2 separate regions of the Homo sapiens genome follow, and region 2 is linked to region 1. A link is an interaction called in ENCODE POLR2A ChIA-PET data of the cell type or tissue named here. Cell type or tissue: MCF 10A. All regions are shown on one strand. Links, peaks and the distances in the headings refer to the core of each region. The heading gives the core; the rest is flanking DNA.

The links. Peaks named below come from ENCODE experiments on the same cell type or tissue, not always from the same donor. Only the 100,000 strongest peaks of a DNase experiment are listed, where the experiment ranks them.
Region 2: POLR2A ChIA-PET joins it to region 1 with 7 read pairs; 2 of 35 experiments call an interaction of 5 or more read pairs at or near these places.

The regions. Positions count from the first base shown.
Region 1 is chr5:75,319,040-75,323,479 of GRCh38, forward strand. It overlaps LOC124901007 (a long non-coding RNA gene), which reads right to left and starts at 2,091. Exons shown (of 2, transcript XR_007058824.1): 1 at 1,911-2,091. In MCF 10A, for the core only: no CTCF peak of the experiment used is centred there; DNase peaks (open chromatin) are centred at 2,102 and 2,482.
Region 2 is chr5:75,089,343-75,093,782 of GRCh38, forward strand. It overlaps ANKRD31 (ankyrin repeat domain 31), which reads right to left. Exons shown (of 26, transcript NM_001372053.1): 23 at 1,919-2,059. Among named protein-coding and RNA genes, the nearest start is that of GCNT4, 39 kb to the left of the region's middle. In MCF 10A, for the core only: no CTCF peak of the experiment used is centred there; a DNase peak (open chromatin) is centred at 2,489.

The DNA of each region.
Region 1 (4,440 bases), core at 193-4,192:
AAAGTGCTGGGATTACAAATGCGAGCCACCATGCCTGGCTGGAAGTTTTTTAGAAGAGGCTTGTAAATACCACCTAACTAGGAAGAAATGGGAGAACTCAACCTAGAAATAGACAAGTCAGATGGGATTCTGCCCAATAAGTCAGGCAAATCAGGGCGAGAAATAGGGTCTTGAGGGTTTGACCCTCAGATCATAGTTGCTCGGGAGATTGCTCTCCTCACATACCTGTAATCAGTTTTCCTTCCTTTGGAGCACATGACACCTCTTCCTCTAATCCAGTTTACTTCCTCTTTTTTTTTTTTTTTTTTTTTGAGATGGAGTCTTGCTCTGTCACCCAGGCTGGAGTGCAGTGGTGCAATCTCTGCTCACTGCAACTTCTGTCACCGAGGTTCAAGTGATTCTCCTGCCTCAGCCTCCCCAGTAAGCTGGGATTACAGGTGCCTGCCACCACACCCGGCTAATTTTTGTATTTTTAGTAGAGACTATGTTTCACCATGTTGGCCAGGTTGGTTTCGAACTCATGGCCTCAAGTGATCCACCTGCCTCAGCCTCCCAAAGTGCTGGGATTACAGGTGTAAGCCACCACGCCCAGCCCTAGTTTACTTCTCAGCCCATTCCAGTCTAATTCTACCTAGCTTTCTTAGCTATTTATAGAACAAGAACACTGGCTTAGAGGAAGGGGAGAGATGTCTAAGTTTTCTTGCAAGTCCAGCTTTCCTACTCTGCTCCTAATTAGGTTTTCTGTTTCTATGGCTGTGACTTCTCTATCTCCAGCTTGCTGTGTTTACTTCTCCCAAGCAACAGCTCGGTATACTTACTTCTCAAATATAGGTTTCAAAACACATGGAGGAATCCACAAACCTCTGTGCATCAGAGTCCAATTTTCCTGCCCTCAGAAAGGCACACAGCTGTATACACAGCATGTTTTGATCACTGGCAAGAGCTTTCTACCTGCCAAACACTTAAATTCATTAACAGTCATTTACTGAGAAGGGCAGGATGTACAGCACCGTTTGTCAATAGCCACAGTCTTCCCATCTTCTCACCACCCTAGGAAAGAAGCCTGAGGAGGGAGATTTCTCACACAGACGACCCCTGTCAAGAGCCAAAATACCTTGGCAAGAAGAAGCCAAAAAAACACTCCACTCCCTATAAGTTCTGCATTTGGAGCTTCTCTGCAGTTTGCTAGACTGAGTAAATAGAGCTAGCAGCCAAAAATAAATATCTATTTTTCACAGCCAGAAGAGGGACAACTCCACAAGTGTTCATCTGTATCTGCCTTTGGCTCACTGGTTTTATTCCATAGCTTTGGTTCATGAGCGAACATCGCGCTGGCCTAATGCAGGTGGAAACACTTCTGGAGGTGCGGGCCTAGGGAGGAGAGGTGAAGAGCAGGAAACGCATCAGCACTTTTTCTTCTAAGCGCTCATGTCCCCAGAAGGCTCTGAAAATTTCAAGAAATTCTGTGAATTTCTCAATCTGTGGTCATCGCTATATAAGCGGCCACAAATTAAAGGGGAAGTAATTTTGCAATTAGATGTTTCTTGAAGTTCAAGTGACTAACCCACTTAAGGTAGGCTGAGGAGATTTGGCCATATCAGATGGTCAGACCCAAAATATCCACGATCTGGTTTCTAAAATTAGGAAACTGACCCTGACACTCCCGCAGATTTGTTTAAGGTGTTTGAATGTTTTTCAGCAAATTGGTCAATTTGGCAAACTGGCTTTTGAAGAAATTACTTTCAGAGATATGACAGAGCCCACTTTTCTCCTTGACACTGGATCCTTATTACCTACTCGGACCCTTAGTATGACCCCATCCTGGGGTCTGACTCAGCCAAACCACACCAACTCTTAGTCTACTTCTCAGGCGTCTGACCTCAGCCGTACAGCTGGCCAAAGACACCTACCTTAGAGCCATTTATTAACTTGCTTGCCATGCCTTAAGCCCTTGTAACTCTTTATCCATAGCTGTCATTCTTGGTCTCTCTGAAGCATGCTCTCTTTCTTAAAGCTCACCGTTGTTCTGAATTCCATTACCACTTTCTCTGACTCACTCTTCCAAATCAAGGCTCCTATCCTCTGGCTGAGTAAGCTGGGAGGAGGCCTCTGCTGTCGCAGTGGGAGGCCTCCAGGGTCATCCTGACTCATCCTCTCCTTATTTTGCTTTGTTGGTATCTATCTCTGTGCTGCTTTCACTCACAAAACTTATGACATCAAATGCGTGCTATCTTTTCCAACATCACTTCACCAAATTTCCAACACCAGCTGGGTATTCTACAATTCAATTCAATTCTAATACTATTTACCTGGAATTAGCTTCAGATCCCAAAAGTTAATGAAGTGTAACCAAATGCAGTTTCGGCCACTTGCCGCTTGCAAAGTCAAATAACAAGGGCAAGGAGTGGTGGAAGGAAAGTGACTTTATTCCAGAGCTAGCAGTGGGAAAATGGCCAAGCTTTGTGCCTTAAAGAAACCATTTCAGGTAGGGCTTAGTGACTCACGCCTGTAATCCCAGCACTTTGGAAGGCCAAGGCAGGCGGATTGCTTTAGCCCAGGAGTTTGAGACAAGCCTGGGCAACATGGTGAAATTCCATCTCTACAAAAAATACAAAAATTAGCCAGGTGTGGTGGCATGAGCCTGTAGGCCCAGCTACTTGGGAGGCTGAGGGAGAAAGATCGCTTGAACCTGGGAGGTTGAGGCTTCATCAGAGAGAGGCCCTATCTCAAAAAAAGAAAAAAATCAAATTTTGAACAGAATGCAACGGGTTAAAAAGCGAAGCTTGCTATGGGTGGAGTGGGGGGCGGGGGACAGGCATGCTGAAGGGGCTAGAAGGTATGAGTCTGGTATTTTTTAGTCTTTTTTTTTTTTTTTTTTGAGACGGAGTCTCGCTCTGTTGCCCAGGCTGGAGTGCAATGGCTTGATCCCAGCTCACCACAACCTCCACCTCCCGGGTTCAAGCGATTCTCTAGCCTCAGCCTCCCCGGTAGCTGGGATTACAGGCACCCACCACCATGCCCGGCTAATTTTTCTATTTTTAGTAAAGATAGGGTTTCACCATGTTGGCCAAGCTGGTTTCGAACTCCTGACCTCAAGTGATCTGCCTGCCTCAGCCTCCCAAAGTGCTAAGATTACAGGCGTGAACCACCATACCCGGCCGGCCGAAAGTGTGAGTCTGTTACAGGACTTGCTCTGATGACTTATCTTGGATTATTGCCCCCTATTGTGGTGGAATGGGCTTGTGCCATTTCCACCACAATAGGGTTGTAAATTCACTGCAACCTTGAGGTAATCTCCTGGTGGGGGAGAATTCAGTAGGTGACTGGATTGTTTTAAGATTCAGTTCCTGGAATTTATAAGCAAGCATATCATTTGATAAGGGGGACACTGTGCTTGGTGGAAAGAAAGAGGGCAAAGGTTACCATTTTATTCTTAAGAAATTAAACACTGGCCGGGTGCAGTGGCTCATGCCTATAATCCCAGCACTTTGGGAGGCCAAGGGGGCGTGGATCACTTGAGGTTGGGAGTTTGAGACCAGCCTGGCCAACGTGGTGAAACCCTGTCTCTACTAAAAATACAAAAATTAGCCCGGCGTGATGGCACGCATTTGTAATCTCAGCTACTTGGGAGGCTAAGGCAGGAGAATAGCTTGAACCCGGGAGGTGGGGGTTGCAGTGAGCCGAGATCGTGCCACTGCACTCCAGCCTGGGTGACAGGGCAAGGCTCTGTCTCAAAAAAAAAAAAAAAAAAAGTTAAACATACAGTAAGCAAGGAGGGAAATGGAAATAAAAAGAGAGAAAGAAAAAAAATTTAAATAGGATAATTTGGTGGCAGGATCAGTCCAACAAGACTACTACCACTTCAGATGCCAGCCACAAATTCCAGATTGTCACTGGTACTTCTCTCCATCTGGCTACAAATTTGTGGGTTTCCACAGCCTCCTCCTGAGCTTTGATAATCTGCTAGAACAACTCACAGAACTCAGGAAAGTGCTTTACTTGCCATTACTTATTTATTATGAGGGATACAACAAGTAAACAGAGGAGATGCAGAGGACAAGGTAGGGATTTGGAGCTTCCATGCGCTCTAGGCACACCATTCTCCCAGCACCTCATGGTATTCACCAACCCAGAACTTTTCTAAACCCTAATGTTTAGTGGTTTTAATGAAGGTTTCATTAAGTAGGCACAATGGATTAAATAATTGGTCATTAGTGACTAACCCAGTCTCCACCTTCTCCTTCCTGCCTGGAGGTTGGAGTGCTGGCCTAAAAATTCCAACCATCTAACATGCCTAATCATGGTCTTTCTGGTGACCAGCTCCCACCCTAACACTATCTAGGTGCCCCCAGTTGCCAGTCATCTCATTAGCACATAAAATATGCTAGTAGGCTGGGGGCAGTGGCTCATGCCTATAATCTTAGCACAGGGGGAGGCCAA
Region 2 (4,440 bases), core at 103-4,102, 230 kb before region 1:
TACTGGCTCTGTCACTCTGTCAGATACAGGGCAATACCTTGTTTTCTGGCATTCCTTGCCTGACCACCAACCACTCCTGGTCCCATACCACCCCCACCACTCTCAGAACTAGTCAGTAGAAATGTTCACATTTACCCATGTAGCAAAAAGCTCCTTTCCTCAAGAAGTGACTGAATTCAGGAGTTACTCCAAGACAAGAAGAGGCAGAGGTTTCTGTGGTAAACTTTAAAAGACTTTAAAAGAGCCTTTTAAATATTGTAAAGAAAATCACTAGGGTAATGTTTCTCAGCTTGGGGTATTTACTAGAAGTACATCAGTGCCCATAGTAATTTTTAAAACTCCGTTTTCATTTTTTTGATAATCTAAAGAAAATAAGCCTGTTTAGATAATCTGTAGGAATATTTTATATCTGATAATTGCCCTACTTTTAGTGCCCACATTTGCATGTGGCTTCACTATCACATAGGTGCTAAACAGTGTAACTCTAATTGACATGGCTATGAGAAAATGCTAGAGTCAATGAGATATGTAAATGAGGCATTAGTACAGAGTAAGGGCCAAATGATGTTACAGCCAGCTATTCAAAGGCAGGAAATAACAGTAGTTCTAATGGAGAAACAGAGTGGGCAAATGGAGTCATTACCAGGCACACTGCAGCACAGGCATGTTGAGCTCAAAAGAACCTAAGCTACAGCATTCAGTATGCTATCTGTCCTGTGAGCTAAGATTCAGTTTCAGCAAAACAGTATAATCTATCATAAGTGTAAGAAACCTTGTAACAAAAAGGGATTTTCATGGGCAAGATGCTAATTACTAACATTTAGATATGAATTAAGAATCCATGGAAAGGATAGGGTAAAGGGGCTAAGACGAACTGAAAGCAGATGGCCTGGTGACTCCAGGAGTGGGAAACCAAAACAAACTTTGGGAAAAAGTCAGACAGACCATATAGCAGATAGAATCCAGAATGTGCTGATGTAAGTGAAGGAACTGAAACAGTGCTAGATACACTTGCCAACGAGGTCTAGGAGACCAGAATGCAGGGTTGGGGCACAGAATCTGGGACACAGAATATAGACTTTAGGGGCACAAAGGGGACTGGGAGGGAGAGTGGGCAGACCTGGGTTAAACAAAAAAGAGGAGAGAAAGCTATGCTTCCTATTACTGGTACACTGAGGTTTACTGTAATAGTAGAGGTTGAGTGTATCTTCTAGTCTTCGAAACAGTCATGGCAGATGTCTGAAGATTCAGACTTTCCTGAAGAATAATTTTAAGACTGTCCCTGAAGTCTGCAGGTGGATGAACACTAGACCTCAAGAACATCAGTCATTACTGGGCTTATAACTCAGAAGCCAGAACTGACAGGGAGGCTACTAAGTCTAGGAGGTCTAAATGAAAGTAATTCATTTTGAAGGGCTAGCAATTCATGGATAAGGACATGTTCAAACATAAAAATACATGATAATATCTGAGGGCCTTAGGCCTCTTGCCCATTTCTTTTGTATTTAGGAGATTTTGCTTTACTTCATTAGAATAATAACATATTAACTAAGTTACCAATACACCAGTGGTTCCAAATTTTCCATACAAAGACCTGAAATCCCTTGGGAGATCAAATGGGAAGATTAAAGGCATTAAAAGTTCTGAGACTAGATAAGGAGTAAGAAACGGAAGGTGCAGTCAGCTATGCAACCATGCCCATGGGGAATTCTGGCAAATAGGACTTGTGGGAGAAAGTGATGTGTTCATTCTGTGACATGCATGTAGCATGATATGCATACAGCATATACAGAATGAACACATGAATACAAAACTAGCTTGGAGATCTTTCAGATTTCCTTAAAAAATACTTTCATCACAAAAATATGTACTTTTCCATTTGAATATGAAGTTAAAGATAAACTTAAGAATGACCCACCTTACTCCAAGCATAATTCCAGGTCACATAACTGTTGCCTCCCAGAAGATCCTTGAGCCAGGTGACTGGGTTTTTATAAATCTGACCACTTTCTACCTTAAGTTTACCATTCAATAAAATACTGGCTTTGTGGGTAGTCTCCTGAAGTGAAAAATAAAACAGAAATTAAGGTCAAAAATAGCTGAAATATGTGAATTTTTGCTTCTGGCCATGACAAAGTAACAGGGACCACATATACCCTAACACCTGATGTATTTTTGTATATAAATTTAATGTATCTAGAAATGGTCATAAGGGCATGCAGCAAATGATGAACCATCTAGTCAACAAAATCTACAAAAATCAGATTAAAAAGGTGAGAGTCTATGGTATTTGAACCAAGACTGCATCCTCCCTCCCCACTCCCAGCTCTGTGAAGTGGAGACTCCACTCTAGATTGCTGTAGTCAAGACTACAGGGCTCCCTGTTACAGGGCTGTCTTCCTGGGAGGGGCATAACTTCAGCATTTCTCATCCTGCCCCCAGCTACTGTTGCTAAGGCTAAGTTGCCAGCAGCTATAACCAAAGGGTAGAGGCTCCCTTCTCCTGCCCAGCTCTGAGTGGTGAGACAGAGGCTCCACCTTTGGCACGGCACCACGGAGAATGCTGGGATCCCAATCACCCTTGCCTTGGCTTGTAAGGTGGTGGTTTCACATTGGGAGAGGCAAACGGAAAACACATGAAGCTACTGCCTCCCCTCCACCGAATGCTCAGCTCCTAAAGCAAGAGTATCACTTGAAAAATCACCTTTGGCCCCACCCTCAGCTCCAGGGCCATGGCTCAGGGATTCTGCCTGAGAAGAGAAGCAAGGCTTAGAACAGATAGCTCCTAATCTCCTCCCGAAGGAACTAACTTCATTTGCAACAGAGCATGAAGAAGTTCAAGCTCAAGGGCACTATCAGAAATAGTAGAAGTTGTGGTAAAAGGCAATTGTGAGTAGACTGGTAGATTCATTTGAGATGTAGGCTAAGCTGTAGGCAGGCGAGTTTGTAAGAGACAACTGGGAAAAGAGCTGGCAGGAGCCTTCCTAGGTTCATAATAAACTTCAAACACTGACCTTGGGAACTATCCCTTCAAAGGAGCCCACCTTTGCTTGGATTAGTCTGTAGAGCAATTTGTCCCCCTAGGACATTGTTGAAAACAATAAAACAGTCAATGGGCAGTAAGTGGAGCTTAAGAGCCATGGGTGGTCAGGGAGGTCAGGGAAAGAGGTGGCCAAGGCTTTAGTCCCTGAGGCTCAACATTGGAAGTTTAGCACTGAAGTGGGGACTTCACTAAAACAATCTAGCCAGTAATTAAACAAACAAGCAAATAGCAATAAGAAGTCCAAGAGAAGGTGGGGTAGAGTTGCTACAATGCATTGTCTAAAATGTCCAGTTCCAACAAAAAGTTATGAGACATACAAAGAAACAGCAAAGTATGACACACACACTGGGAAAAAAAACAGACAAGAGAAACTGCCTGTGAGAGTGACCAGACACTGGATTTAACAAAGACTTCAAAATAACCATTATAAATATGTTCAAGGAACTAAAGAAAACCATAATTAAAGACATTAAGTAAGGAATGATGACAAGGTCACATCAAATACAGAATATCAATAAAAAAGAAAAATTTATTTAAAAAGAACCAAATAGAAGTTATGGAGTTGGAAAATAAAATAACTGAAATAAAACATTTACCAAAGAGGCTCAACAGATTTAAACTGGCAAGAGAAAGAATTAGTAAACTTGAAGATATTGATACAGAGTATGCAAGACAAAGAAAAGAGAATAAAAATGAAAATGTCTCAGAGAAATATGGAACACCATTAAGCATACCAATATATGCATAATGAAGGAGAGGAAAAAGAAGCAGAAAAAATATTTGAAGAAATATATGCCTAAAAACTTCCCAAACTGGCCGGGCACGGTGGCTCACACCTGCAATTCCAGCACTTAGGGAGGCTGAGACAGGCAGGTCACCTAAGGTCGGGAGTTTGAGACCAGCCTGGCCAACGTGGTGAAACCCCTGTCACTACTAAAAATACAAAAATTAGCTGAGCATGGTGGCAAGCTCCTGTAATTCCAGCTACTTGGGAGGCTGAGGCAGGAGAATCGCTTGAACCTGGGAGGTGGAGGTTTCAGTGAACTGAGATTGCACCACTGCACTCCAGCCTGGGCAACAAGACCAAAACTGTGTCACAACAACAACAACAACAACAAAAAAAACTTACCAAACTTACTGAAAAGCATTAATCTACACATTCAGGAGGCTCAATGACTCAAGTAGGATAAATGCAGAGATCCACAGACACATAGTAAAAATATCAAAAGTCATAAGACAAGGAGAAAATATTAAAAGCAGCAGGAGAAAAATAACTCATCATTTACAAGGGAAACTCAAGAAGATTAACAGCTGTGTTATTATCAAACAATGGAGGCCAGAGGCAGTGGAATGACATATTCAAAGTGTACAAAGAAAAAACTATTAACTAAGAATCCT